Regions from separate parts of the Homo sapiens genome. Here all the other regions are linked to region 1. A link is an interaction called in ENCODE POLR2A ChIA-PET data of the cell type or tissue named here. Cell type or tissue: GM12878. All regions are shown on one strand. Each heading gives the region's core, and the rest is flanking DNA. Links, peaks and the distances in the headings are about the cores only.

Region 1 (8,111 bases), core at 2,127-7,126:
AAACAAAAGCATGAAACTATGCTGATGCTGTAAGTTATAAATGGATTTCTGGTCTGTGTGCTTTTTTTCTGGAATGAGTCATAATTTAAAGAAAATGCTCACTCTTGTCAGGTGGCCAGATTTATTCTTTCTTTTTGAAGACTTGTGTTAGTGTGAAAGGAGAAAAATCTTAAGTTGCTAGAAAGGTCCCTAGTCCAAGAAGGGTTAAGGCAGAGTTTCTCCAGTGGCGTGGCTATGGATGTGCCAAGGTATTTATTGATTCCTTCAGCTCTCAGGGAGTCTTGAGTGTGGCCTGGCAGGGCTGGAGCCTCTAGGCAGTCACCTGCAGCTGGGAGCAGCATCGTTGGTTTTATCCCAGAGTGCCAAAGAAAGATTACTTTCTATGTGTGCCTTGATGTGAAAAGGATTGGGAAGCATTGGGCTCTTAAAAAAAAAACTAAAGAAAGGACTAAACCTTGTTAAATCTTACCTTTTGGCAATATATTCCTTTCTGGATATAAGCCCAAAAAAGTCATTTTTAATTAAAATGCTACTTTTGAAGATGAATTAATCCCTTCCTTATAAACATCCAAAAGCTTTTATTTGGTGTCTGTTACTTAGGGAGCTTTTGCTGGGTGTTGGAGACAGCTTTTAGCTGCCAGGTTCTGGAGCATTGACTGTACTGCACTGTGTGGTTGTTCCCCAAGCAATGTACTGCTGTTTTGAAGTGCTCAGAACTCAGAGTATCAGTCAGGGGCAAGTGAAACTTAGAGATTTGCCATTTGATGTGTCCTCAGGTGTTTGTAACTGTTCAGGATCAGAGTAGGGGAATTAATAGCAAAAAGAGGAAAAATATATATTTTTTTCAGTGAGAGATAGAGTGTGTGTGTATGTGATGTATGTGTGTGAGTGTGATGTACCAGTCACTGAGTTCCTACAGAGCCTCTTCTGGAGGATAGGTGTTATTCCCATCCTACTGGTGAGAAAACTGAAAACAAGAGGGGTTGTGCGATTTCACTAAAGTTATGCAAGATTAAATGGTAAAAAGCAAAACTGAGATTCAAGCCCAGGATCGTTTGAAGCTTTTGAGCTTGTGCAGTTAGCCACTGTAGTATACTGCTTCTCTGGATGAGGAAAAGGAATATTGTCAGGGGAGAAGGATTCTATCTGGGGCCTTCGGGTTGTGGGTAAAATGGGATTTGATGTCATCTATTTATTCATTCGACAACTGCTAATTGAACACCAGCTACGTGCCAGGCACTGTTCTGGGTGCTTGGACTATATCAGAGAACAGAAGAGACACATCCTTGCCCTCCAAGATTACTGCTCTCAGTGTACTTATATTCCAGCAGCAGGGAGACAGTAAGAAATGTTCAAGAAATAAACATTCAATAAAACATATCAGAACTTATTATAGTAAATATAATAGGTAAATTAGATAGTTTGTTAGAAGGTAATCGTTGCTGCGGACAAAGGAACAAGTAGAGTAGGCTAAGGGGAATCAGGAATAGATAGGAGAGGAGGGCAGTTGGCATGTCAGAATAGTCGTCATTGGAAACGTTTGAGCAAAATTCTATCACAAGACATGGGAAAACTTTCTTATTTTTTGAATAAAGGTAAAGGGTAGACATATTTTCTTCTGAAACTGTGCTGGCTGCAGACATTTGTAAGCAGGTATACCAACTGCATGTTTGAGACTATCTTTACCCATAGGAAAGTGCCAACAGAGTGGGCAGTAGTGGATAAACAAGGCCAGGAAGGATGCCATTACTTTAGAAACTTAAGAGCTCCCTAAAGCGAGGTGGTCATACTATAGATGCCAGGACTGCTGGGGACTCTGAAACCCTTTTCTTCTGGAATCACCGTGAATACCGTCAGTCTGTCATGGTTCTGATGAGCTTAGGCAAAGAGCAAAGTATCCATCATATTACTTCCTCTGCTTTCTGGTATGACCTTTACCTTAACCCTCTGGACCTGGGCCTTAGAGATGTAGAGTAAATGTGGAGAATGTTTATTCTTCTGCTTAGCAAATATTTATTGAGAAGTTAAGTACATACTATGTCAGGTACTGTGGAGGATACAAAGAAAATTTATAGCATATTCTCTGCTCTCAAGAAGCTTATGAGCTACCTGGAAAATAAACCATTGACACTGCAGACAATTACACAGAAATACGTGGCTACATGTTATGTGCACCAAGCATGTGGCCGAGATCACACATCTGAGAGGCAAGACCAGGATGGACTGGAGACATGAGAGAAGGCTTCAGGGGAACATTGGGCCTTGGGATAAACCTTGAAACTAGCTTTCTGTTTTTGAGGCAAGGGACATGGTATGAGCCCAGGCATGGAGGAGGGCATCAGAAAGTGTTTGCAGGAGGCAGTGAGTAAACCAGCCTGTTGTGTCAAGGAGAGAGGATGTGTGAATGGCAGGGTGGGTGCAGGTCAGCATGTGAGAGACCACAAATGCCGGGCCAAGCAGTTTGGGCTCTGTAGGCCTGTAGCCTTCAAAGTGGGGTTTGCAAGACAATAATATATGTGGAAGAATACGTTAGTGTGTTATTTCTTTTATCGCATCCTGTTTTATTATTATTATGGTTATTGTTAGAGACTAGGGTATCGCTATGGTGCATAGGCTGGCCTTGAGCTCCTAGGCTCAAGTGGTCCCCCTGCCTCAGCCTCCAGAGTAGATGGGACTACAGGTGTACCTGGCTTTTAGCTATTATTTTACATTTGATATGTAATGTACATAATGTATTAATAGAATAATATATAATTTCTAAGTTAATAAGTACACAAAAGCTGGGAGCATGTGCTCAGAAAGGTCCTTTCAGGTAGTAGGTAAGAGTGGACTCTGGAGCCAGCTTGTCTCCCTCTGGATCCTAGCTCTGCTGCTTACTAGCTGTGTTATTTTGGGTGAGTTACTTAATTTCTGTGCCTCCACTTCTTCTGTAAATGGGAAAATAAAATGACCTCATAGGGTGGCTGCGAAGATTAAATGAGTTAATATGCGGGAAGTGGGTAGCAAGGTCTCTGGTATATAGTAAATGCTCAGTAAATGTTAGTTGCTATTATTAATACTTGCTGCTACTGCCACCACCACTGCTACGGGCGGGGGGTGAGGGGGTTATGATTAAAAATGTAAGAATCACTGGTGTAGATGGTGAGTAAAAGACCTTGAGCTAAAGAAAAATGTGTTTAAAAAAATTAATGTTGTACATTGAAATAATACTGTAAAACATGAGGATTCCTATTGATGTGTGAGTGCATGAGACAAATAAGTCCATTTTCAGCAATTTTGACTTTATGTGTTATCATATTTCACAGAGAGGTTCCTCCGGTCAGTCACTGTGTTCTCTGCCTTCCTGTAGATCATGTTAAAGATTATAAGAGCTGAGATTAGCTCAAATTTTTAAGGGCAGAGTTCTTGCCTATCAGGTTGTTATTCCTTGCACCTGTTTTGTTTTGAATTACATCCTCTCCCTCAGATCCCACTGGAAACTTGAGGAATCAGTGTCTCACACTGTCTGAGACAAAGGACTCTTTTATCATGGGAAGGGAGAAATTTGAAGTTCATAAAGTGAAAGGAGATACAGGATCCTCCTAGATAGATTAATCTAGCACATTCCAAGTTTTTTTTTCATCTTGGAAGATATGCTTTCCATCCCCTGCGAGCCATTCCACTCTTACTGTCTGAGACTTCATATGACTGACGATAATTCTGAATATACTTTAAAAATTATGCAACACAACAAAACATCTCACCGTGGGTACACTGTCAGGCTTTTGTCATTTCCTAGAATCCCTGTAAAATATCTGATGGTATGTGGTCCCATAATGTGAAGGGATTTGTTTGGTGGTTCCCAACCAATAAAAATAGTATTATTTGTTGTTATTTGTTTTTAGTATATGCAAATGGAATAGGCCAAAAGTAAGACCTTTGTTTTTATTGGGATAGCATATTTGAGATTGCACGTTTATGTACTTGTGCTATAGCTCTTAGATATATTTATGGCACCCAACGTATTTGAGTTACTAAGGACACAGCTGACCATTTAAAAGCACTGTGGTTGAGTATAGCCAATTTGGCAGCCACCCCAGATGCCTGAAGTAAAATTGACACACAGGCTTAAAGGAAAGTTTAAATAAGTAATAAAACTCTTTTCCTATTTTAGACCATATTGTTGTTCATGACATTCTTGCATTTCTCTGTATTGCTACCCACTTCACCCTTTGCTTTTGTGGCAGGGCTTCTCAGCCTCGGCACTCTTGACATTCTTTGTTGTGGGTGTGTGCGTTGTGCAATGTGGTGTGTTTGGTAGCACCCCTCCTTCATTTGTGACAACAACAACCAAAAATGTCTCTAGACATTTCCCTATGTCCCCTAGGGAGGCAGGGGGCGGAGGCGGGGGCAAAATTGCCCCTAGTTGAGAACCTTTGTTCCATGGTACCTATGGATTTTCCCCATCATCCTGTGGGACAAGGTGTGATACAGCTCTTAAATACCAGCAACCACCAAAGAAACCATTCCTGACCCGGGCAGAAGTTGTGGCTCAGCATACTACAGTGAGCTGTGCATAGGCATTAATGAAAAGGTAGGGGGATACAAAACTCAGACTGGAGTCACTAAGGAGGCACTTTCCTTCCTCTCTTTCTGTCTTTCTACTGGAAAAGTGTTATGAACATATAAGCCAGCTCACTTTTAAAATCCTAGCTTCTTATAGCTTGCTTCATGTCCTTGTTCCAACCTGCCTCTCATCCACTTTCATAATGTATAGTTGAAACTGAATTCTGCCCTCCTCAGAGTCAGAGAGCATAACATTCTAGTTTCTGTTTACCTAAGGAAGCTTCGGAAAATGACACATAATTAAAATTTTCTCACTTCTTTACTTGAAACACTGATGAATTGCTAGGTACAGTTGCTGTCTGTTTCATTGATCCTCTCTTGGGTGGGGGACAAGAGGCTGTGTGAATGAATCTTCTCTAAAAACAGAGGTTCTACTGAAAACTTAACCCAGAACATAAAAATGTTTTCTTTGAGTTAAGCATAAAGCTTTGTCCATATTCCCAGATTCAGACCTCAGAAAGGAAACTCGTGGATAAATCTAACGGGTACTGAACATACATGACGGAGATAGTAATTATGCTTTTTTTTTTTTTTTTTGAGAGGAAATCTCACTCTGTAGCCCAGGCGAGAGTGCAGTGGCATGCTCTCGGCTCACTGCAACCTCTGCCTCCCGGGTTCAAGCAAATTCTCCTGCCTCAGCCTCCCGAGTAGCTGGAATTACAGGCACGCGCCACTGGCACCTGGCTAATTTTTTGTATGTTTTAGTAGAGATGGGGTTTCACCATGTTGGCCAGGCTGGTCTTGAACCCCCAACCTCAGGTAATCTACCCGTCTCAGCCTCCTAAAGTGCTAGGATTACAGGCGTGAGCCACTGTGCCCAGCCCGTAATTATGTTAATATTATTTTTTAAAGGACCTTAAATATTATACATGCCTCATATATGTAAATGTCTAGAAAGTCAGTAGTAAATCTGTCACTTGACTCTCAAAGTAGTATGATGCATACAAATAAGACCTTTAAAAGCATATCCTTATTATTGCTTTTAGAAATTGTCAAATAATTCTTATACATGTTTTTCTTTGTCTATTTGGGGAAAAAAAGGAAAACTACATCTATTATATTAAAATGAAGGCTCTCTGTTTTGGACAAAGGCATATGTTTGAAAAAAAAAACATAAGTTAAATCTTACTTGAATTTCTCTTGTTACTGTCAATAGCATGCATATTTTGTGCCTTTTCTACATCAAGTGAATGGGATTATTAATTGAGGTATGAATTTGTACTTGCAAATGTTCACCTTTTTGGCCAATTGTTGCCTTCCTGCTTCATCCTCCACTTTTTTTTTCCTTATTAATTAGTGGGTTGTGTGTTATAGTCTTGAACTGGTACCACTCTGAAGCAGTTGTTGAGGTATGTATGGGCATCAGATATCAGATGTTTTACTGATGGGCCCATGTTCATATGGAATAGGTATTTAGAATCTTGGTCATTTTCCTATTTGGGATGCCTTTTTAATCTTTATAAAGTAAAATTTCTGGTGAGGGGGACATTTTTCATTAGCTTCCTGAGAATCATATTTCTAAAAAGGTCTAAGATTATTTGTTTGGAGTTTTTTTTTTTTAATATCAAATGGATTTAAGAGGTTTTTTAAAAGTTGTGATTTCGAAGAGTTTACAAGTGCCAGCAAATTCTATCACCTTTGTTAATCTTCAAAGAGATCAGTATAATTAACATCTTACATGTGCTGTTTGACACTTTTTTCTTATTAACTTCTTAAGCCTTTAAAAAAATCTTTAGACAGATGAGTTTTACATGTAAATTTTAGTCCATTTATAGCAGATAGACTTTATGCTTGCCCCTTCTTCTTTTTTTTTTTTTTTTTTTTTTTTGAGACGGAGTCTCGCTCTGTTGCCCAGGCTGGAGTGCAGTGGCTTGATCTCCGCTCACGGCAAGCTCCGCCTTCCGGGTTCACGCCATTCTCCTGCCTCAGACTTCCGAGTAACTGGGACTGCAGGCATCCGCCACCACACCCGGCTAATTTTTTTGTATTTTTAGTAGAGACGGGGTTTCACCATGTTAGCCAGGATGGTCTCGATCTCCTGACCTCGTGATCCGCCTGCCTCGGCCTCCCAAAGTGCTGGGATTACAGGCATGAGCCACCGCACCCAGCTTGCCCTTTCTTCTTAGATTACAGGATGTATAGTCATTTTTATATCTAACTTGTTTCTGAAATGCAGTTTCAGTTTCCTGCTTTATAACTGATTTTTTCAAATATGTGAGACATTTACTTGTCCAATTACCAAATTGTTTTTTGTTTTTTTGTGGGTTTTTTTGTTTTTGTTTTTTGTGTTTTTTGAGACAGAGTCTCACTTTGTCGCCCGGGCTAGAGAGCAGTAGTGAGATGTTGGCTCACTGCAAACTCTGCCTCCCAGGTTCAAGCGATTCTCCTGCCTCAACCTCCCAAATAGCAGGGACTACAGGCGTGCACCACCACACCTGGCTAATTTTTGTATTTTTAGTAGAGATGGTGTTTCACCATGTTAGCCCGGCTTATCTAGAACTCCTGACCTCAGGTGATCTGCATGTCTTCGGCCTCCCAAAGTGCTGGAATTACAGGCGTGAGCCACTGCACCTGGCCTCCAAATTGTTTTTTAAGTTTGTTTATTTAGTTATTTATTTTAATTTAATTTTTTGTAGAGATAGAGTCACACTATGTTGCCTAGGCTGGTCTTGAACTCTTGGGCTGAAGCAATTCTCCCGCCTCAGCCTCCCAAAGTGCTGGGATTACAGGCATGTTCCACTGCATCCAGCCCCAAATTTTTCTTATACTGAAAAGAAGTATGCATTGATCAGATTGAGAGAAAATTGAAATAGTCATCAGGTCTGATTTTTAGATGTGCATATAGAGAACAGAGATACAAGGCAGTAATTTATTAAAATTCATGATTGAGCGTACAAATATGTGTGTTCAGTATGTACATTTAGGAAGAACATGCTAGAAATTTGAGTTGATGTTCTTCAAAGGAAACTCTTAGAGTAAATTAGAAATGTAATTACAATCCACACCCACCAACTCAAAAGGGTACTGAGTTGGGTAGGTTTCTGAAGAAAATGAATACCAGTGTACCCTAGCCTGTAATCCCCAAGCAGTGGTAAGCTCTTACTCACACCCCTCGCCCCTCCCCAAGAGCTCAACAGCCTCATTAGAGAAGGAGGACTATATTGTTCAGTAAATGTGTCTTGAAGATCATCACTTCTTCTATTCTGGAAAAATGTGTGATTTACTTTGTTACTCTCCCCTTGTCCTAGCTTTTCCTCCTTTGTTGTTTCTCTAAATTTTTACTTCTCCCTCCCGAATGAGAGCATGAGTAGAGGTGCATAATTTTCAGTTGTCTGTCCATTTCAGAAGTTAACTCTTACTATCACTGCACTGATCATAGTAAGTTTGGTCATTTTAAAATTCATATAGAGAAGCTGGGGTAGGGGGGTAGCCTGTGTGTGTATGTTAGACCAGGAGTGATGGTAGAAGCCTAAAAACATCTAAAATTTCAGTTAATAAAAGAAACA
Region 2 (8,111 bases), core at 1,720-6,719, 110 kb after region 1:
GGCAGCAGTGAGTGGACTTTTGTGGTCAGAACACAGGCTCAGGCCAGGCAAGGAAGAGGAGCAGGAAATGAACTGAGCAAGGCAGGGGCACTTGCTTGTGGGATGGCTCAGTGCCAAGGCCCGATCTCCTTCTGCAGGTAATGGGAAGCTAGAGAGGGTTTAAAGCAGGAATGAGGTGGGAAGGCACTCAGAGGAGACTGATGTTACCGGAGACATACTTGTGGAATCTCTGGCAGCAGTGTGTGTGATGGGCCAGGGCTGGGGCTGAGTGAGGGGATTTGCCAGGCAGGGAAATCAGCTGGGGGCTGGCAGCAACAGTCCTCTCCAGCTGCTCTCAGTGGGGTTGGGATGGAGAGGAGAGGACTGATGTATGAGAATACTGGTTGGGGGTTGGGTAATCTCAACATGGGGACTGCTGCTGTGGGAGGTGGGAGAGAAGGGAAAGCATGAGGTGACTTCAGAGTTTCAAACCTGTGAGGTGTCCAGGGGAAAATAACAAGGCATGCCTCTGGCACTGATGTAGAAGTCAGACTGTGGCATTCCAGGAAGTGAAACTACCAGGAAATCGGGAAAGGCACTCAGAGGCCACAAGTCACTGTGATCCAGGACAAAGTTTTCCTTAGGTCTTGGAGAGCTCAACATTCGAAATGGAGAGGGCAAAGGGAGACCTTTATCTGCTGTGGGAACAGAATAAACTGTCTGGGTTCTGTCCTGCCTTCCTCAGAACGCAGCACAGCTATCCTGGGATCTCCAGTGCTCCTTAACAGATCTAGTTATCGGTCCCCACGGGCACTTTCTGGAACCTGTAGAATAGGCAAGCATTAAATGCAGTCATTCAGACTTCCTCACCCTAACATATCCTTTTGCATAATTGGCTTTAGGTCTAGATTTGATTAGTTAATGATTCTAGAAGGCCTGGAGAAAATAATGCCATGGTTAGCCGGCCCTCCTGAGAACAGATTTCTTATTCACCTTTTTTGCCTGCTGGAATCTCCTGCACATGCTGCAGCCCACACAGGGAAGCATGAAACTCACAGCCTGTTAACAACTCTCTCCCTGCAATGTCCAAAGCACCCTCAGCCCTTAGAAGTATGGACATCAGGGAGCCCCAGCTGCAGGACCCTCTCTGCCCCTCCCTCCCCACTCTGTACCAATCATGGAGCCTGCAGAAGGGAATGGAAGAAATGACATTTCCAGGACTTAAGAGTAAGGTATTGAAATTTGTAGCTAGGAGAAAAAAAATTTGTGGGCTGGACTCCAGGCAAGGCTCTGCCTTCCTCCTTTCCCTGCTCTGACTTCAGGCCTTGAAATGCTCAGGAAAGAGCTCTAATGCTACAAGAGCAGGAGATGCTCAAGGCTATCTCTGCAGCTCCCCACCCTCTTCCACCAAGCGGCCACTCAGATCTGTTTTATATACCACATCGGGCATTTAATGTCAGATTTCATTTGAACAAAGGCCTCTGTGTGGGAAAAACAACCTGGACAATACTTAACTTTAAATCCTGGCATTTGCATGATTCTTAAGTTAGGCAGAGTTCTGGATGAGAGCAGCAGGAGAGGAACCCATGAAGGTACAAATTTGTGAAGCTGCCTTCAGAGGAAGAGAAGATAAGAAAGGTATCTTAGAAGGTTAGAAAGAATCCAGTGATTGGGGTTCTTCCATAGCCTTTCCTACAAGCCAGGGATACCTGAGCCTTTTCTTTTTGCAGAGCTCTTTCACTCTGATGCAAGTTATCTGGTGTGGCTTAGCTGGAAATACTGCAGAGAGTTAGACCGAAGGACTCCAGGATGGGCTTAAGGATGGCTAGATCAGGAGGTCCCCAGGCAGAACCACATACGTTCCACTTAGCAGAGGCAGGGTGCCTCTGGGAGCTGGATGGGCCATGGGGACAGGGCAGGCAGGGGGATGGCTTTCTGGACTTCCCTCAGGCTTCTTGCTTTTCCTGGCACTGGATCTCCCCCTTTCTTGCTCTTTCGGCTTCAGCCACTATTGGCCACCTAATTTAGATGGCCTCCTCCCATTCCCGTCTCCATTTGTGAGGCTCAGAAAACAGTTTCTGGCCAGGTGCGGTGGCTCACGCATCTAATCCCAGCACTTTGGGAGGCTGAGGTGGGCAGATCACCTGAGGTCAGGAGTTCAAGACCAGCCTGGCCAACATGGTGAAACCCCATTTCTAATAAAAATACAAAAATTAGCTGGGCATAGTGGTGCACATCTGTAGTCCCAGTTACTCTGGAGACTGAGGCAGGAGAATTGCTTGAACCTCGGAGGTGGAATTTTCGCAGTAATGCAGTGAGCCAAGATCACACCACTGCACTCCAGCCTAGGCAACAGAGTGAGACTCCCTCAAAAAAAAAAAAAAAAGAAAAGAAAAGAAAAGAAAGGAAAACAGTTTCTGCTTGAGTTGATACAGGATAAGAGAAGGCACTGAGCAAGGAATTTTAAGGCGTGCCAGATTTCATGCCTGTTGTCAGTGTTTTGGTTCAAGAAGGATGACTTCTTGGTAGAAACTTTCTTATGAAAGAAAATATGTAAGACCTTTAAAGGGGATAGTGGGTAGGCAAGCAGGCAGATCGGCTGTGGCTCTTTTTCTTGGAATACTGTCTCCAAGTAGTTCTGGTCCCTCTCTCCTAGAAGGCCCCTTGCCCACAAAAAGTCATGTAAAACTTCTGCTCATCCTTCCAAATATGGACATTTAGCGGGAATGCATTAAATCCCATCTTCTCGACAGCACCCTTGCCCTCCAGGATCTCCCCATTCCCTGAGCCGCTGCAGCATTTGGTTATTGTATCATCACAGAGCCTTTGCTATTCTACGCTTTTATCATTTTCCCTTTCCTGTGCTTTAGTTCTCTCTTCCCAACTAGCCCTCATGAACTTAGAGACTGTTTTCTATTAGGTACACAGTGGGTGCTCAATTTGTGTTAATGGATTGATTTTTCACCATAGTCAGGTGGCAAAAGAAACATGAGAGTACGCTTTGAAATAAGAAAGCTTCAGAACAAGCAGGCAGACCCTCTCTGCTGGAACCAGCTCAAGGGACAGCGTTTTTCACTGATTCATACCAACTAGGGTGGCAGTCTTGCTGACTCGCACACTGTCCGGGTCTGGTAGGCTGAGTTTGCAGCCTGTAGTGTTGGGTCCCTCCTCACTCTTACCTCTGAAGTCAGGGTCTTGGATTACAGGACCAGAAAGCCAGCCTGGGGCTGCAGGGACCATGCCCCTGGGTTATCTGGGAGACACCAAAGGAGCCTCCTGTGCTTGGCATGGTGACCCATAGAGACTGGAATAACAATGGTGTTTAGGAGGGAGGTGGAAGAGGGGAAGTAGGAGCGAGATGTAGAAAAATGAGACTCAGAGGTTAGAGGAGGGAGCAGTAGGCAAGTGGCATTGTGAGGTTGAGTCCAAGCAGCCATGTAGCCAGGGCAAGGCAAAGAAGGAAAAAAACAACATCTGCACACATGTATACATGTGTGCATCATCGTCACCCACACAGAGCCCGTGAGCCAGCATGAAAGGATGAACACTTCTCATATGCCCCGACCCTTGAGCAAACAGGGAGGGAAGCCTGGGAGGAGAGAGATAGAAAGGCCTGGGTCACTGTGACATTTTCCAGTGGCCCTATGGAGTGAGACAGCTCAGTCAGCAAAGCCCCAGCCCTGTGGGACTTCACACTGAGTCACAGATGATTCCACTCCTGGAACCTCTAAGGCTGCCCACCAGTCTCAGACCCGCAGCAGGCCCTGTGCTTTTTTCAGTTCCTGCCAGATCACAGAGTCAGGCACTAGAAGGGCTCTGCAAGTACTGACTGCCTCCCCCTTCCTCCTGCCTTCCAGTAGGCTCTTTCCTAATCGACTCAGGTATATCGCCTTCAAAGTGCCCTTTCTGCTCTGTGGTGCCAGAGCCTGGCCCCAGACTCAATATTGTAGATGTACCAAGTACCTTTTTCTAAAGAAGAATGACCCAAAAAAGTTAAGAATCACTTTACTAGAATATATCCTCCTACCTATCTCCAAGCCTGGCCTAAATTCCTCTTCAGATGAGTTAAACTTATTTGCCTCCATCATTTCTTTTTCTTCTTTTTTTTTTTTTTGTTGTTGTTGTTGTTGTTGAGACAGAGTTTCACTCTTGGCGCCCAGGCGAGAGTGCAGTGGTGGTGCAATCTCGGCTCACTGCAACCTCCGCCTCCCGGGTTCAAGCGATTGTCCTGCCTCAGCCTCCTGAGTAGCTGGGATTACAGACACACACCACCATGGCTGGCTTATTTTGGTATTTTTAGTAGAGATGGGGCTACTACATGTTGCCCAGGCTGGTCTTGAACTCCTGACCTCAAGTAATCTGCCCGCCTTGGCCTCCCAAAATGCTGGGATTACAGGCATGAGCCACCGTGCCTGGCCATCCATCATTTATATGTGTCTACTTTAAAATTCTAAATTGGGGCTAGGCACAGTGGCACATACCTGTAATCCCAGCACTTTCGGAGGCCGGGGCAGCCAGATCACTTGAGCCCAGGAGTTCAAACCCAGCCTGGGCAACATGGGGAGACCCTGTCTCTTCAAAAAAATTTAAAAATTAGCCAAGTGTAGTGGTGCATGCCTGTGGTTCCAGCTACTGAAGAGGCTGAGGTGGGAGGATCACTTGAGCCCAGAAGGTCAAGGCTACAATGAGCCATGATCATGCTACTGCACTCCAGCCTAGGTGACAGAGTGAGACCTTGTCTCAAAAAAAAAAAAAAAAAAAGCACAAAACCAAAACTCTAAATTGTTTTCTGACCCCTTCTCTTACTCCTACTTAAGATAGTCTATAGATTTTTCTTACTATTTAAGTATGAGATGAGAAGTGGTCAGATCAAGGGTATTCAATCATTCACTTGTTCATTCATTCAACAAATACTTAGAAAGTGCCTGTCCGCCAGGCTTGTTTCATGTGCTAGTCCAAGCCACCACCATCTCTCCCCAGACTTCTACAGCCTGGTCTTCCTGCCTCTATTTTTGTTCGTTGCAATTCAGGCTCACTTCTTCAGGAGTAAAACAGATGATACTGCTCTTCTGCTCAGAACTCTCTCTTGGCTTCCCATCTTAATCTGGGTAAAACCCAGACTCCTAAGGCAACATATAAAATCCTACCCAGTCCAGCCCCTGCCGCTCCTCCCCTAGCCACTCCAGCCATCTTTGGGGTTTTCCAACTCCAGAGCCCATTCCAACCTCAGGGCCTTTGCAGTAGCTGTTCCCTCTGCTTGGAATATTCTTCCCTTGTCCTGCATGGCTGACTCCTTCATATCATTCCAATCTCAGCTTCAGTGTCATCTGCACAGGGGGCCTGCCTTGACCTCTCAGACTACAGTAACCACCCAGTTATTTGCTATCATTCACCCCACTGGTTTAATTATCTGCATAATTTTATTTATTTGTTATTTGTTTCTCTCCACCGGAATAAAAGTTCCAAGAGAGGCCGGGCGTGGTGGCTCACGCCTGTAATCCTAGCACTCTGGGAGGCCGAGGCAAGTGGATCACCTGAGGTCAGGAGTTCGAGACCAGCCTGGCCAACATGGTGAAACCCCTTCTCTACTAAAAATACAAAAATTAGCTGGGCGTGGTGGTGCATGCCTGTAATCCCAGCTACTCGGGAGGCTGAGGCAGGAGAATCGCTTGAACCCAGGAGGTGGAGGTTGCAGTGAGCTGAGATTGCACCACTTCACTCCAGCCTGGGCAAAAGAACGAAACTCTGTCAAAAAAAAAAAAAAAAAAAAAAGTTCCAAGAGTGTAGGATTTTTGTCTTGTTTGTTTGCTGCTATATTCTCAGAACTTGGCACATAATAGATTCTCAATAAGAATCACTGTTTGATGATCAATTGAATGAATGAATTGAGGAATGTATCTATCAAAGTAGTTAAACCCAGTAAGAAGCTTAGTGTTTTTCAGATCTACCTGGTGGGGGAGCTGTTTGGATTTTATGTTATGAAATTGCCCTGAGGTCACAGCATTTTCTTATTATGGCAGATTAAATCGCCTGCCTTAGTCCTGACTTCTTCCTAGAGACATTAATTCAAACAGCTGATGAGGAACTGATGAAGCATCTACTAAGACTGGCCACTGTAGAAAATCCTGGACTAACTCTGTGTCTCCCTTGTCACTCCATACTGGATCATGCAGGATGGAATTTCTTGAGCAAGAGTTTCATCCATAGGGACCCACATGCCTAGCACAGGGCCGGCCCTGGGAAGTGCCCAGCAGGTGGATACTTGTCAGTTGCTTATCAGGTCCCAGGTGAGAGACCAGAGCCAAGGCTACATGAATCGATCTGGAAGGCCTAGGGGAGGTGGCCCCTTCCTCCCAGAGCCCCGTCTGCTCTTTCCCACTCTGAGCAGGCCAGTGGGGGGACAGGGGAAGGAGAACCTCATCACCTCCCTCTTGATGCTCCTGTTTCATTTTATCCCCTTTGATCCTCACAACACTGTGAGATACTTTATTATTTCCTCCATTTTATTTATATTTTTATGTTTTTAAAGGTGGGGTCTCATGGCATCACTCTGGCTGGAGTACTGGTGGCTGTTCACAGGCACACTTGTAGCTCACTGCAGTCTTGAACTCCTGGGCTCAAGGGATCCTCCCACCTCAGCCTCCTGAGTAGCTGGGATTATAGGGACCTACTATACTTCCTCCATTTTAAATGTGAATATGCAGAAGTTCAGAGAGTTGAAGGAATGGGCCCAACGTCCCAAGGCAGATAAGTGTCAGAGCCAGAGTTGGAGCTCCGGCCCCTGTGGTGACAGAGGCCTTGCACTCTCAGATCCTCTCTGAGACAGGGAAAGGAGTCCAAACCTGGCATCTAGTTTAGAACCCAGGAGTTAAGAGAAAGGGGTGCATTGAAGGTCTTCTAAACTCACTGTTGTGTTTGAAAGAAGACACTGGAGTCAGAGTGTAAGAAAATGGGTTGGGGACCAGAGCTGAGATACCAGAGTGTGCCCTGGGGAAAGGGAATAGAGGGCAGATGCAGCAAGAGGCGGCAGGTGGTCCTCTGTCAAGGCTGCTGCTGTTCCTGTTCTCCAGTGCCCCTCCTAAAGGGAGGGAATCCCAGGACTCGAGGGTTTTAGAGCCTCTGACTTACAGATGTGGAAACTGAAGCCCAAGAAAGGTAAATGATTTCCCCAGTGTCACATAATGAGTAGAAAAACGAGGTCTACAACACCCACTCCTGAGGCCCAGGACAGTACCTCTCTACTGTCCCCCAAGCCTTGATTTATACAGAGGAAATGACAGAAATGTAGGGATGCCCCCTGAGAATAATCCAGACTCGGGTAGAGAGGAGCTGGCAGGGGTGAGATGGGGTGGTGTGGGGTAAGGGCAGAGAAGATGGAACACTGCCTTGAGAAGAGGGCTTGGAGGAACTCCAGCAACACTGGGGTGGGAAGAACTAAGTGTTCTGTGAAACCAGCCATCTCTCAGCAGTCAGCAATCAAACCACACCCTGAGTCAGCCCGGGATTCCACTGCCTTGGTCTCTCTGGGCCTCTCTCCGTAGCTGGCTGTGTGTTCTTCAGTATTGTCAGTGGGGCTGCAGGGGAGGAAACAGAAGAGGCTAGGAATTGTGGTCCTAACCCACTGTGAACCAGTGGAGGGTGAGGGGAAATGCTTTTGAAGGAAGATAGTTATGTGGGAGCCAGTTATCTGTTTTCTTATTTATTCCTTCAAAATAAAGAGATTTGATCAAGGTAGGCCCCCATTCCTGCCAGCTGCAGTGGGTGGGCACGGTGGAGCTCCGGTTGCCGCATTCCAAGTTGCGTGTGCCATCAGTTGCTGTTCCAGAGAGCCTGGGCCCCCTGACGTTCACCTGCATCTCAGCGAGTGCGTCACTGGCAGCGGCTCCCATGATGTGCAAAAGCAGGTGCAAACTAATGCTCCCGTCTTCGATCTGCTGGCCAGTTATGAGTGCCAGTGAGTACCCTGGCTGGGCCTGGTTGCTGGGGTGATGGGATTGTTACCATGGCCTCCCAGTGACTAATCCCCAGAGAGACAACAACAGGCTCCTTTCGAGGAAATGAGGGTCATTTTTGCATCATTTTGCCCTGACTCTTGCTGCTTCTGAAAGCCGAGCTCTCTGGCCAAGGCGACT
Region 3 (8,111 bases), core at 1,671-6,670, 91 kb before region 1:
ATAGTTTGGTTTTTCTTTCTGTTACCACTTCTGTGATTGTACTCATCTGATTGTCTTGCTCTTAAGACCGTGCTTTTTGAGGACAAGGTCAGTATCTTAACCATTCTTGGGTACCTAGAGTCTAGCATAGTATCTGGCATATAGAAGGCATATAGGAATAATTGCCTAATGAATAAGTAAATTTTGTTACTAGAGGAGAAATAAGAAATCTGGTTTCTACTCCTGCGTTTGTTACAATATAACCACTATAATCAACTGAGACAAAATAGCCAACCTCTCTGGGCTTTGGTTTTCTTCTCTGTAAAATAAGGTTTGGAATATTCCTGAGGTCTTTTCTTTTTTTAAAATACTAAAGTAAGGCTTTACATAATGTTACTGGAATTGTAAGTTTGGTAAAATGATGTATTCCCAGTGCCGTAGAACAGTCCCTGTCGCATAGTACAGACAAGAAGTTCCTGTTTCATATATAAAGAAAGGAGCAGAGGATCCTTTGTAAGTGTGTAGAGGGTACCTGTAATGACTGAATTTTTGCACCCATTAGTCTTATTTTAGATGTGTTTTTTGGGTTTTAAAGAATGAGAAAACAGAAGTTTCACTTGTGCTTTTAAAGTAATATTATTACATTTTAACTTTTAAAGCTCTTTTCCTTTCTGTTTATTGCTGCGTGACTGACTTGGCCTGACAGAATGAAGAACTGATTTTATGTAAAATCAGAACCAGCAAAGCTCTGCAACCTGTGCAATATGCATGTTTTCTAAAATAGCCTCCATCTCCATGTGAGTGAGCTCAGCTTCATAGCTCCTCATTTCTTACAGGACAGGAGCTAAACTAATATGGCGCTTAGCTCTAGGTCTTTCCTTTTAGCCCCTGTGTGTATTAACTTTCAGCTGTGAGTCCCAGCTAAATGATACATGTCAATATGTAGCAATCAGAAAAGGTTTATTTTTGACTTCTTGGAGTGTGCTTTGCCAAAGCTTCATGCAGGTTCTTAATGTATAGCATTGTCTAGCTTTTGCACACTCTCCACCTTAAATCAGTGAGCCAATGAGAATTTGAAAGCACTTATCATGAACTCAGTATTAACATAATAGGGGAGTACATGAAGAATATAAAACTTGGATCTTACTCAAGGAGTTTACAGTTCAGTTAGGAAGACAAAAATTGTTACATGTGAGTCAGATACAAATAGGAGACACCATATAAAAATCACCTGTACAATGTGATGTGAGTGATGAACACATTAGAAATTTATAAATGGTAGAATTGAGTGGAGTATATGTTGGGGGGAAGTAGTATTTTTTACAAGGCATTGGGAAATGAGTAGATTTGGGGTACATGGAAACAGGTAGATTGAAAGAGGAACAAAATAATAGTTTTGTTTACTGTGTTAAGTACAATCTCTATTCTGTCTTATTAAAGAGAGCTCATATTCAAATTAATAGCTTAGGATAATTTAGTACAATTTAAGAAGAAAATGTGTTTCTAAAATCATGGGATGATCCAAGTAAAATTGTTTCTAGTGACTATGTTGGGAGATGTTAAATTGTATTTATTTTATTTTCCAGGGTATAAGTGATAGAGAATTATTTTAGTTATTTTTCTTAGCATTTTAGTGGTGTAGGTCTGGAAGGATCCTTCAAGGGGCATCTAATCCAGTCCAGCATCGTGCTTATAGAGAGATTTTGAAGCAATTTCCAGACAGACTGGCTTCTCTCCTGTTCTTCATGTTTTCTAGGAAAAGAGATTCCACAAGTTTCTGTGGTTACCCACGCTATTGTTTGGGAAAGAATTGAATTCTCAAAACTAAAATTGAAAGCTGCAGGGCAATTGGGTTTTCATATTTTAGAGAATGTAATTATTAGAATTCAGAATAGCTTATTTGCTTCGAACTACATAGTAACTTGTAGCAAGCCCTATTTGGCCAAATTGAAAAACAGAATTTTCTTTTGACTGTGGCCGGGGTAATTTTTTTTTCTTTTTTTTTTTTTTCCCCCCCAAGACAGAGTCTCGCACTGTTGCCTGGGCTGGAGTTGAATGGCAGGATCTCAACTCACTGCAACCTCTGCCTCCCGGGTTCACGCAATTCTCCTGCCTCAGCCTCCCGAGTAGCTGGGATTACAGGTGCACACTACCACACCTGGCTAATTTTTTGAAATTTTTTTTTTTTAGTAGAAATGGGGTTTCACTACATTGGCCAGATTAGTCTTGAACTCCTGACCTTGTGATCGCCTGCCTCAGCCTCCCAAAGTGCTGGGATTATAGGCGTGAGCGGCCAGGGTAATATTAACATCCTCAAACCCAAACAGTTCTAATTTTCTCCACTGAACAAGCATTTATTATGTTTTTACTCTGGGCCAGGCCCTCTGCTAGTTACTGGGATCCAAAGATAAATCAGAAATACTCTCTGCCCTAGGGGACTCCAAGTCTGATGAAGAATATGGCAGTTATCTGTGGTGCTGGAGTCTCTGTTCAGTTGTGTAGAAGGACAGGAGAAGTTGTGAAGGAAGGTAACATTTCTTTAGTGCGTGGGCCATGCCAGACCCTTTATACATGTCTAACTTAGCCGAGATCACAGCTCTGCGAGGTAGGCAGTATCATCCTCATTTCACAGAAGAGGGACCTAAGGCTCATGAGGTTTAGCTACTTGCCTGTGGCCATACAGCCAGAAAGTGGCAGAACTAGAACACAAAGCGAGCTCCATCTGCAGAGCACATGCTGTTACACACCAAACAACGGATTCCCTCATGGGCAGGGTGTCACCTTTTTGGAGTTGGCTTTAGATTTTATTTTGTCAGACTCTTTGGGAAATTAGCCACTTCACCCAAAGTCTGAATGTTGACCAATAATCTCAAATCTCCCACATAGTAGGTTGATTTTAGCAGGAAAGGTAGGAGTAAACCAGAGGAGAATTTTGTTTTGGGTTGACTTTAAGATTCTTTATCTGGACGGTAAAAGACAATAAGGATGTGTATTTTTTGGTGCATGAATGTTATTTACCTCAATGAGCCCCTCGCTGTTCTCATGTAGACAGAGGTGAGGGAGGAGAGGAGCAAGGCTCAAGGTTTCTAATGTCAACCGGGAATGTCGTAAAACTATGAAGGTAGAAATCTTAGTTTTCTGGTTAGAAAGTAGAGAATGAATGAAATTACCCCAATAAGGATATCAGTGTTGCTAGCAAGAAGTTAACTTTTTTTTTTTTTAACATTTATCTCTATAAAACTCTTATGTTTGATAATAGTTTGGTGCTATTGATAGAGGATTTTGAGGCTTATGATAATTCTTATGATTTCTCTAGACTTAACTCTTTCTCTAGAGTGTGTGCTTATGTCTTTCATTGATATCTTTAATTAAAATGATACTAATAACCATTATTATTATTTGTTTTTATCTTTGAGAGGACCTAGGAAGTCATCCAGTCTCATTCTCATTTTGCAGATCTGAAAATTGAGGTGCAGAAAAGTTAAGCAATTTGTGTAAGGTCACAGAGCTAGTGCTGGTGATAGAATTTAATGGTTATTTTTAGTTCACAATAAGCTCAACTAAAACATTTTAAAAAATCAGTCGATTATTTAGAAATGAAGTTTCTGTTAGCAACAGTAATAGTAGTTTGGATTCAGATGATTCTGATTTAAAGTATGAAGTTAATTTTCTCAAAGAGGTGCTTTAATTATCATAAGATTATAAATATTAATGATTTGAAAGTAAGTTAAGAGCTCTAGTGTTTTGGTATAGTCTGGAGTGTCATTCATGCATTTTCCAGAGTTGTTTGTAGAATTAACATTCAATCATTTATCTACTCTTTAGGCAGAGTAGATAAATGAGTATTTTTGGAGACTGAGAGGTAAAGTACAAGTTTTGTGTAACCCTGGTTGAGATGTTCCTAAAGTCAGAATTAAGTCTGTACTGACACTTTGGCCTATTAGAGAGTTTCATGTTTCAAGTTTTTGTTCATTCTTAGGTTCATAGATTACAGGTAGGAGAACCACAAATAAAGTTTTTAACTGAAAAGAAGTTCTTCAAAAGAAATGTTTTCATGAACTTGAAGTGGGAATTAGTCATTGTGTTCTTAAATATTGACTCTTACGTGGACGAAGTAATCTTTATTTCTAAGTACTGCTTCAGGCTATTGCCTTCTTTAATAACTAAGGCATTGTTGCTTTAGTTTGAGCATGTTCTATGGAATTTTGGCAATGCATGTATCCTCTTTCTGCATCTTAGTAAAAGCATGAGTAAATATTTTTTCTTAGCTTTGGTATTTTTGTAGCTTACATTTTATATGGGCCAGACTAATATAATGTAATACCAGGATTACATAATTTAAGACGTCAGGATTGCTTCCAGGAGTATGAGATAAAGTCTTCATTTATCAGGGGGTTTACAAGCAGTATTTCTTGCCCCTTCAATACCTGTAGAGCAATACCACTGAGCTATTTTCCAAATGAGAAAATGGAGTCTAAGAGGTTAAAGCCAGAGGGAACAGTTTCTTTAGAACTTGGATAATATTTCTTTATTCAGAACTTGGTCCTTGTAACTACTGATTTGAGTAATGTACAGTTTGGAAATCTCAGGAATTTCCAGCTATTGTTGTTATACATTGAACTTTTAAATAAAATATACTCTTAATTTTTTCATTGAATACTCCTTATGGACCTTGGCATCCTGGTATATACAAAAGTAGTTTATAACATGTCTGAGATTTCAAGGAGTTTACCATTTATTGAGAGGTAAGACCAACATGGAAACTAGTTTAGGAAATGTGAGAATCAAACTCTCTGGCACTGACTGTCAGGGGATAAGAGGTCAGAGGAGGATGAGGCCATTCTCCATGTAGCAGTCTGGGTTGAATCCGGACTTGAAAGGATGGTCAGGATTTCAATAGGTAGAGAAGAGGGTGTTGCATATGGGATCATGTAACATAAACAGAGATGTAGAAGTTGGAACACACATTGTACATGTCTAAGAAAATTAAAAGATGAATCAGATGAGGAAAGAGAGGACATGTGGAAGTGTTCATTCAGTCATTCATTCCTAGAGCAAGGATTCATGGTCACTTAGTCTGCATAGGCACTGTAGTAGGTTCTGAGACTATCAGTGAGTGTGGAAAACAGACATGTCAGGAGACTAGTTTGAATTTTACAGAACATTGGGATTCATTTAGAAGTCTTTGTATCAGAGTATTCTGTGATAAAACCATTGCTTTAGGAATTATTTGAGAAGTGATTGCATTCTGTACCACTGGCTGGTGGGCATGGAGAATGTGATGCAAGGCCTTGAAAGGGAGTGCCACTTCTAAATTGAGTAGCAGCTATGTTAATGGGGAATATATGTCCTATGTTTTAACGAATACTAGTTTTCTCAAGAAATTAAGAGATGTTTAGTGAAAAATAGATTTTTCTGTTATTCACTGACTAGAAATGCTGAATTAAATAATGACAGGTTTCTCAGACCTGTGCTATAATGTGTTTTGAGAATCATCAAGAGTGGGATATAGCATGCAGTATGAGCATTTCCCTAAATTATTTGACCATGGAGATTCTCTCTCTTCCCTTCTCTCTCTCTCTCTCTCTCTCAAAGAACATATATTGCCATTTTTTTTCCATCCAACAGTTTGGGGAATACTGCTGTCGGGATACTGATTAAAGCAGGTGAAAGGCATATTTCTGATTATTAGGAGCAGTAGATATATCTACTGTGAGAAAGACATATATATTTGAGATATATCTTGGCAGCAACAGAAAGGATTAGTTTTAGTTACAGCTAAATACACTGTAAATTATCCCACATTGTCAGATAAAAATGTAAAATAGCGTCCTACATATAGTAGGTAGTCAATACATTTGAATCTAGGAAAATTTCATAATTGTAGACCTTTAAAAATTCTATAATAACCAAAATGCCTCTTTGAGAGAATGAACTTTATATTCTAGGTTAGAATCTTCTAACATTTTGTCAGAAGAACATAATTTCCATTTTCCCAATGATTTGACCATTAGTATGGGGAAGATAGTGCCTATAATACAGTTGGTGAACTGATCAGCAAGATTAGTACCTAACTTGCATGACTGTGATATATGTATCTGTTTGTGGGGTGGGTGAAGAGTGCCGACAGGGAGAACGACATAACATAGTAACCAGCTTTGAAATACAGTCTTGCTAGTAAATTAAGTAGCACACTCTGTTGTTGTCATTCCTAATCCCCACAGTAATAGCACCGTCTGTTAACATTTACCCAGAGGCTTGAAATAATTCAGACTTATGCAGCTAGAATCCTTTTGGCTGCGAATAACAGTAAACCCAAATCAAAATTTAAATACAGACAACTTACTATCCCATATATAACCAGGAAATTTTAAAGAGGATTGATTCTTTTGAGGTTGAAAACATCATCAGAGACTCCGATTTCCCTTCTTGTTTCTGCTGTGCCATCCTTGATGTGATGCCATGAGCCCCAGGCAAGCTTCCTTCATGGTTGCAAGATGGCTTCAGTTCCAGCCATCATATCCAGACACTGCAGTGTCTAGGCACAATACCCAGTGGCCTTGTGCATTTCTGTTTCTTTTTAAGAGCAACAGCATTTCCTCCTGTTTATGTTCCCATGTTCCCACCTCCACACTCTACACACTTTTCTTCATATCTTGTTGGCCAGAGTTAACATCTTAGCATGGCCCAGCTTATCCCTGGTGATAGAAATAGATCCACTATAATTAGACTAATAGGATTCATCAGTTGGGTCTGGGGTTGGTGCTGGTCCTCCCCGAAGCACGTGACTACTCAGAAGGGTGAATACCCAACCAAAATCAGTTCTGTTAAGAGGAAGGATGAGATAGAGGAATAAATATTGATTAGGCAACTAATCATGTGTGCTACTACATTCTTCTAGGCTATCTGAAAAGCTCTGAAAATGTTTGTGTTAAGAACAGTGACTTAAGACTATGTATGTAGTATTTTAGCTTAATAGGAAAATATGTTTTTCTTTTATGTATTTTCTTTATGTAATTATTAAAAGATGTGAAGTAGTACAAGTGTCTAGATATATGATTCCATAAAATTCATTCCTGTAAGCAGCTTGCATTATAAAAATCTCACCCAGGAACAAAGTGTGTGTCTTTACACATGACTTTACTAAGTTTTGTAGAACGTTAAAATAGAGATTCTGAGTAGAATGTAATCAGTTCCTAACCACGAAAATGCTATTCTGCAATATGAAATGTCTCCCTGGTTCAGAGCTAATCTCTAACAAGCTAACAGAATGTTAACATTGTTTTTTAATATAAACTCTAATTCACTTTCGAATTTCACCTCTATATTATCACATTGATTTTCTTCTTGTAAGGCCAAATAATGTGAAGTCAAATAGTCTTTCTAGGTTTTTTTTTTTTTTTTTTTTTTTTAAGACAGGGCCTAGCTCTGTCGCCCAGGCTGGAGTGCAGTGGCTGGCACAACCTTGGCTCACTGCAACCTCTGCCTGCTGGGCTCAAGCCATCCTCCCGCCGCCTCAACCTCCCAAGTAGCTGGGGCTACACGTGCGTGACACCATGCCTGGCTAATTTTTGTATTCTTTGTAGAGACCGGGTTTCGCCATTTGCCCAGGCTGGTCTCAAATTCCTGAGCTCAAGTGATCCACCCACCTCAGCCTCCCAAAGTGATAGGATTACAGGTGTGAGCCACCATGCCCAGCCGTCTTTCTAAATTTGTTGGGATTATTAATTATTTTTATTTATGAACCAAGTGTTTTGATGTAACTTCTTGGTCTCTGAACTCAACTTAGGTCAGTTGTCCTGAACAATCTCTCTTTCTCTGTTTGCTACGTTTCTTTCTTTTCTGTCCTCTAAACTCTAAATGTTTTTTTCAGCATATACTGCCTCTATAGAAGTGGTCCATGAGGCGGTCTGGGTCAGGGCAGACCGCTCAGGCTTAGTAGAAGACGGGGTCAGACTAACTTCTCTTGAGAAAGAAACAGGTTACTAAATCTTGGAGGGCTAGAATTTTCCACTCTATAAACACAATTCTAGAAGCATCTAATACTCTTCAGACATCTTCATCTTTCTTTTATTTATCTCTATGATCACTCAAATTCTGAATACCTGAAGTTGATTTAGATACATATAAAT

Evidence for each region. ChIA-PET counts read pairs that join two places held together with the same protein. Peaks named below come from ENCODE experiments on the same cell type or tissue, not always from the same donor. Only the 100,000 strongest peaks of a DNase experiment are listed, where the experiment ranks them.
Region 2: POLR2A ChIA-PET joins it to region 1 with 5 read pairs; 4 of 35 experiments call an interaction of 5 or more read pairs at or near these places.
Region 3: POLR2A ChIA-PET joins it to region 1 with 8 read pairs; 6 of 35 experiments call an interaction of 5 or more read pairs at or near these places.

Annotation. Positions count from the first base shown.
Region 1 is chr2:43,383,929-43,392,039 of GRCh38, reverse strand. The region is part of intron 29 of THADA (THADA armadillo repeat containing); the gene reads left to right. Among named protein-coding and RNA genes, the nearest start is that of LINC01126, 160 kb to the right of the region's middle. RefSeq lists silencers at 598-697, 738-787. In GM12878, for the core only: no CTCF peak of the experiment used is centred there; DNase peaks (open chromatin) are centred at 4,352 and 4,869; H3K4me3 peaks cover 1,026 bases; H3K27ac peaks cover 3,518 bases.
Region 2 is chr2:43,269,253-43,277,363 of GRCh38, reverse strand. All of the region lies in intron 36 of THADA (THADA armadillo repeat containing), which reads left to right. Among named protein-coding and RNA genes, the nearest start is that of LINC01126, 46 kb to the right of the region's middle. RefSeq lists enhancers at 3,186-3,686, 3,869-3,918, 3,687-4,187. In GM12878, for the core only: no CTCF peak of the experiment used is centred there; no DNase peak of the experiment used is centred there; H3K27ac peaks cover 804 bases.
Region 3 is chr2:43,474,703-43,482,813 of GRCh38, reverse strand. All of the region lies in intron 26 of THADA (THADA armadillo repeat containing), which reads left to right. Among named protein-coding and RNA genes, the nearest start is that of THADA, 120 kb to the left of the region's middle. In GM12878, for the core only: no CTCF peak of the experiment used is centred there; no DNase peak of the experiment used is centred there; H3K27ac peaks cover 1,291 bases.